Linked DNA regions of Homo sapiens: region 2 is linked to region 1. The links are chromatin contacts, found by Hi-C or POLR2A ChIA-PET in ENCODE. All regions are on one chromosome and are shown on one strand. The core of a region is the stretch at or near the end of the contact, and the rest is flanking DNA. Distances in the headings are between cores, read along the strand shown.

Region 1 (2,821 bases), core at 170-2,669:
AGGCATGAGCCACCAAGCCTGGCCTCTTTTAACTTTTGATGATGGAAATTTCTAAACACACACAAACATGGAGAGAGTGGGAAACAGACCCCCCACTTCCATGAAGCCATCAGCCATGCTGGATGGATGGCAGCCACATGTGTCTTGTGGCACGATTCTCTTGCCCCCTTCTCCTGATGTGGAAGCATTTTAAAGCACACCTCAGACAGCCTATGACTTCAGCCTCAAGCAACAGAGTCATCTTTTAAACTCTGAACTGGATAACGTGACTCCCTGTGCATTCCTGGGCTCTCCCGCTCCTCCCCCGCCGCTGTCCCCTGGGACCGGCCTGTCTCTTTCACTCTCCCCAGGGCCCTTCTCTCCTCACACTTGTGGCCTTGGATCTGTCCTGGGGGCTCCGCATTGCTGGCCTCTCTGCCTGGATCCCGCATCTCCCTGATTTTTCATCTGTGTTTTTACTGCAAATGTTTGGATTTTGTTTCCTGCTCACAGCAGGAGGCCATCGGGGATTGCTGTGCAGGGGAGTATTAGGAGCTGAGTTGTGTTTTTAAAATATCCTCCGGCTGCTGTGTGGAGGATGAGTAGGGCTGGGGCGGGGAGCAGGAAGACCATCACAGAGAATTCAACGTAGTCGAACGTAGTCCATATTCTAAAAAGTATCGGCTTGTGTCAGCCACTGCGCTGGATCTTGAAGCAAAGCTGTAGATACGGAAATTGTGGCTGAGTATGGTCGTGGTTTGTCCCAACTGACCCAGCTGGTGGGTTTTGGGACCGAGGCCCGGGGGGCTGCCTGTGAGTTCATTGCATTCTCCCTGAACTCGTGGATTCCTTCTGGTGGGAGACAGTTACAGGCGCAAATGACCTAATACCACCTAGAACAATCCATCCCATAGTGGAAGCCGAGCCCCCCTGGCCTGGAACAATCGAAGAGGGCCAGAGTTCTCTGGTGTGGGGTAACGGCAAGACTCCCTGCTGTCAGGGGAGCGGGCTAAGGGGTTTCCACCTGCAAACATGGAATGGTAGGCGCAGGGGGCCGGAGGGTGGGATGGTGTCTCTAGCCAAGGCCAGCACCAGGGCTGGTGAAATAGGCTGGGAGGGGCAGGACGTGGTGGCTCACACCTGTAATCCCAGCACTTTGGGAGGCCGAGGCAGGAGGATCACCTTGAGGTCAGGAGTTCCAGACCGGTCCGGCCAACATGGTGAAACCCCGTCTCTAGTAAAATACAAAAACTTAGCTGGGCGTAGTGGCAGGCGCCTATAATGCCAGCTACTCAGGAGGCTGAGAATCGCTTAAACCCGGGAGGCAGAGGCTGCAGTGAGCCAAGATGCACTCCAGCCTGGGCAACAAGAATGAAACTCTGTCTCAAAAAAACAAAAAACAAGAAGGCTAGGAGGGAGCCTTGCCCGCCAGGGGGAGCCCTTGGACTTCCTCTACCAAGAGATGCGGCCCTGCTCCTAGAGAAACTGGCTGGCTCGAGGCCATGCCCTGTCGAGCTCGAGGCCATGCCCTGCCGGGGCTCTCAAGGCTTTGGAGGAGCCTCTGCTCCCTACGGCCGTGGTGTGCTCAGCCACGCCCAACATTTGCAGACAGATCCGGTGTGAATGCTCAGCTCTCACGGCTTTGGAGGAGCCTCTGCTCCCTGTGGCCATCGTGTGCTCCTGAGCCACGCCCAACATTTGCAGACAGATCCAGTGTGAATGCTGTGCTGCCATTTGCTTGGTGGATGACCTCGGCCAAGCAACCTGGCCTTTCTGTGCCTTGGTTTCCTCACTGTGAAGGGACGAGAGCTCCTTTTGGGGCCAAGCCCCGAATTGGACTCTCACTTCTGTTTGGCCTTCTGGCACCTTCTGTGTGGACTCTCACCCATCAGTTAGGGACTTTGTACCTCCTGTGTGTCAGTGCTGTGCTAGGCCCCGGATGAGCCACTGCCCCTGCCGCAGGAACAGAAAGCCTGAGGGGGGCTCTGAGCTCTCTGAGCTCCCCAGGGTGGAGGAGGCACCTTCTCTGAGCCCACCCCTCACCTTCATTGTGTTCCTCACAAGGCAGGTCTCACCCACCGCACCGGGGGCTCCTGGGCCACGTCATCTCTGAATCCCCATTGGGCTGGCAAACAGTAGGTGCTCACTAGGCACCTGATAAAGTGAGTTGAATGGGACTTTGTGTAGGCCAGGATGGCACCTGGCTTATCTTGCAGTCTCGTGTCCTCCAAGGCAGGGAGAAGAAAGCCCGGAGCCCCTGGATTTGGACAGGTCTGCGACGGGGGCGCCTTGAGCTCTGTTTGGCTGGGACTCACCACAGGGGGCTGCATTGGGCCTGTAGTGCTGGGCAGAGGAGCTTGGGGCTTTCGGCAGGGACGGGTGTGGTTAGATTTGTGTTTTGACGGGTCCCTTGCCGCAGGGTGGAGAACGGATGAGCCAGGCTGTCTGGGAGCAGAGTGGGCAGGCAGTTGGTGGTGGGCCCAAGGCCGGGCAGCAGCTGGGGTCAGGACAGGGGAAGCGGCCGGAGTACTGAAACCTTTAGGATGGCCAGTTGGACTCAGGGGGAAGCACAGGTTTCTAAATCTGTTAGCCCACGTGGGGATGCCATTAGGTACAGGGAGGACCCCTGGGGCCAAACACACTCCTGGGGGCCGATGCTGAGGTTGGCCTTGGATGCTGAGTTTGAGGCACCTGTGGTCCAGGAGGAACGCCATCCAAGAGAGAACAATGGCAGGGGGTTTGGAATAGGACCCCCAAGGATGGAGGGGGAGAGTGTGACCAATGCTCTCAGAGGATAAAAGAATTCGGAGACTGGGTGCGATGGCTCATGCCTGGAATCCCA
Region 2 (2,821 bases), core at 137-2,636, 44 kb before region 1:
AATATAAGGCGCTCCAAGAGGGACAGGGCCACACCTCTGGTTCAAATTGCTAAACCTTCAGATACACAATAAATCTGTATTTACAGCAAGCGGCAATTTATGTATTTCAACATGCACACATTATCTGTAATTATTTCAGGTAAAAATGGTTTCCTCCTCTTTTGAAAATACTTCTTTTTACTACTAATTATCAATATTATAGGCGTGTTCTCAATATTAAAGACTAAAGGAAAAAAGTTATAGCTGGCAACTGCTTCCTCTAAAGATCCTACACAGCAAAGTTCAGACCTGTATGGCCATCCTCAACTACACTTTATATCAAACTGGTTTAAATCGAAAAAGGTCCACATCACAAAGAACCACAATCAATCAAATTAATTCACCTGCCCTCTATTCTAAGGAAAACTCCCCCCACTCCAGGTAAATTTCATTTGGCAAATTCTTAAAAATTAACTTCAAAGAACACATGTTCACCTCCCCAGTATTCCGAAAGTTCCACCACTTAATAAATCGTTAAGTTACTGTTCCAGACCCGGGTCCAATAAACCCAAATAGACTGAATTTCTCAGCACCCAACTTGTTTCTATCTTAATCCAGCAAGTTGCATCGAGTTGTCATTGTTCCTCCTTCCAAGGCGGAGGTGACAACGGTGCACATCATCCGCGAATACGTGGAAGGACAGACACACACCAGGGGACGCAGGGAGAGCGGATAAAGCACAAAGGGGACGCAGCGGCCGCGGGGTCGCCGGGCCACGGCCAGGGGCGCCGTCGGGGAGGAGGGTGGGCTGCAGGACGAGCTCGGGAGGGCTCCGAAATGCGCTCGGGCCAAAACAAAAACAAAAAGTTCAGCGCGGCAGTGGGAGCAGATTGGGCGAGACGGTTCACGGCTGCCCATTGGAGAAAAGGGAAAACAGAGTCCCCCAATCGCGAGCGGCGGGGCTGCTCCCCTCGTGCGGCCGCGGGCCCGGCCCCGACGCTGCCCGGCGGCCGCTACCGCTCCCTTCCGGCCGCGGCCACCACTGCAGGCCCCGCGCCGGCCCCGCACCGGCCCGGCCGCAGCCCCGCCCCCCGCGCCCGGCCGCTTGCGCCCGGCCCCGGCCCCACCCGCCCTGGCCCCGGAGCCCTGCGACCGGCCTGGGCCCGCGGTCCCCCACGTCCCTGCCCGCCCCGTCACCGAGGCCGCCCCCCGCACACCCTCGCCGGCGCCCGCCCCTCCCCCGACTCACCGCCTGCGCCGCCCCGCTCCTCCTCGGGGCGCGTCCCAGGCCCCGCTGCCCGGCCGCTGCGATGCGGGGCCGCGCCGCCGGGCCCCGCGTCCCAGTCCCCCCCAGAAAATTAATCACCAAAAATAATTCCAGAGAAAAATGGAGAGTAAAATCCAAGATGGCGGCGCGGGCCGCAGCACCGCTCGCTCCCTCCGCTGACGGGAAAAATGAGTCCCCGCAGCGTCCGAGCCCCCCGCCCCCAACCGGCCGCCGCCGCCGCCGTCGCGCCCCCCGCGCCCCCGGCCTCGGCTCGCTGCGCCCCCGGCGCCCGCCCCCGCGCCCCGCCACCCGGGGCCTCACCTCGCCTCGCGCACGGCCGCCCGTACGAAAACCGTCCGCCGGCTTCAGGACTCCGCGTCCCAGGTCCGTGCGCCGCGCGGTGCCGCCTCCGGTTCCCGGGCGTCCTCACCTCATCGCCCCGCTGCCCTGCCGCCCGCACCGCCGCCGCGTCGCCGCCCCCGGTGAGCCGCCTGGACCCCGCCCGGGCACGGTGGAAGGATACGAAAAGAAGGCCGCGGCCTCGACGGCGGAGGGACACCGTGCGGCGCAGCTGCCACAGTGTGCGCGCGCCTCCCGCCAGGCCCAGCCGCCGCGGCGCTTCCACGGGGCTCTGTGCGGGACGCGGGCACGCGCGGGGAGCGAGTTCTGTGCCGGGCGCTCCCGACGGCGGAGGGACAAAGGGCGATTCAGAGCGAGCCGTCGCCTCCCCTCGTGGCGGAGGGATTCGCGGCCGGCCGGTAGGCGGCTGGGATCCCTCCGCCCTCGCTGCCCTTTAAATCGCGGCTGAGGCGGCGTCGCCCGCGCCCCGCGGGCGCCACGTTAGGGTCCCCTGCGGCCCTTACGCGACCGCATTCCGGTCCCGGTCCCCGCGGGACCGCGGCAGCTGTCCCGGGCCCTGGGTCTTTGCACACCTGCCCCTACCAGGGACGGCTCTAGAGCCAGCCTCTCGGACTGCAGCCCTGGGGAAGGGGACCCCCCCCCCTCCCGCCGCGCGTCCCAGTTGCTCCGAGGGAGGTGGCCCCGGGCAGACGAGCGTTTTTGTTGTGGGAATGGGGGTCACTGGCAGCAGATGCACCCTAAGACCGTGTGGGCAGGCTGAGCGTTCCTGCGCGGAGCATGCGAGGGAGGAGGAGAGCGGGCGCGCCTTGGCCTGGCCCCCCGCGGGCCCCGCCGCCCCCAGCACCCACTATGTGCCCCGCGCCGTGCTCCGCTCCACTCCGGGTGTGCCCTGCGCGCTGGCCGTGCGATCCCTCCTCGGGGATCCCGGGCTGGCGGGGAGATCCTGAGGGACCGGGCCGCCTGCGAGCCGGGGAGCTGCGAAGCTTGCCTGGGCATCGATCTTGTAGTCCAGACAACAGAACGATGAGCGCGCTCCCGGCCCCTGCGGGGCTGCCCAGGGTCTCCGCGCATCCTCCCTCTCACGCGTCAGGACGACCCCCGGAGGTGGGGGCCATGTGGGTGCCACTTTACACCTAGGGAAACTGAGGCACAGGGAGTTCCGTGACCTCTATGACAACTAGTCAGGGCTTGAGCCAGAGCCCTCTTTCAGCATTC

The links. A loop is a pair of places that touch in the nucleus more often than their neighbours do. ChIA-PET counts read pairs that join two places held with the same protein, here RNA polymerase II (POLR2A). Pooled maps may share reads with other maps.
Region 2: a loop to region 1 is called in a map of dorsolateral prefrontal cortex, with 2.4 times the contacts of the local background. The contact joins the promoter of KMT5B here to the enhancer-like site in region 1. A Hi-C loop is called at or near these places in 9 of 168 maps with a recorded cell type or tissue (B cell, HepG2, ascending aorta and 5 more), 5 of 37 single-sample maps with no recorded cell type and 17 of 50 pooled maps. POLR2A ChIA-PET finds 5 or more read pairs at or near these places in 4 of 52 experiments (A549, H1, HepG2 and 1 more).

What each region holds. Positions count from the first base shown.
Region 1 is chr11:68,256,157-68,258,977 of GRCh38, forward strand. No RefSeq gene overlaps it. Among named protein-coding and RNA genes, the nearest start is that of C11orf24, 14 kb to the right of the region's middle. Within about 2 kb of position 1,420, at least 9 of the 41 ENCODE cell types and tissues checked have a DNase peak (open chromatin) inside an H3K27ac peak, as active enhancers do; they include ascending aorta and dorsolateral prefrontal cortex, where a contact is called at or near this core.
Region 2 is chr11:68,211,910-68,214,730 of GRCh38, forward strand. It overlaps KMT5B (lysine methyltransferase 5B), which reads right to left and starts at 1,387. Exons shown (of 11, transcript NM_017635.5): 1 at 1,229-1,387. RefSeq lists silencers at 624-1,093, 1,679-2,118, 2,229-2,368 and an enhancer at 2,065-2,767.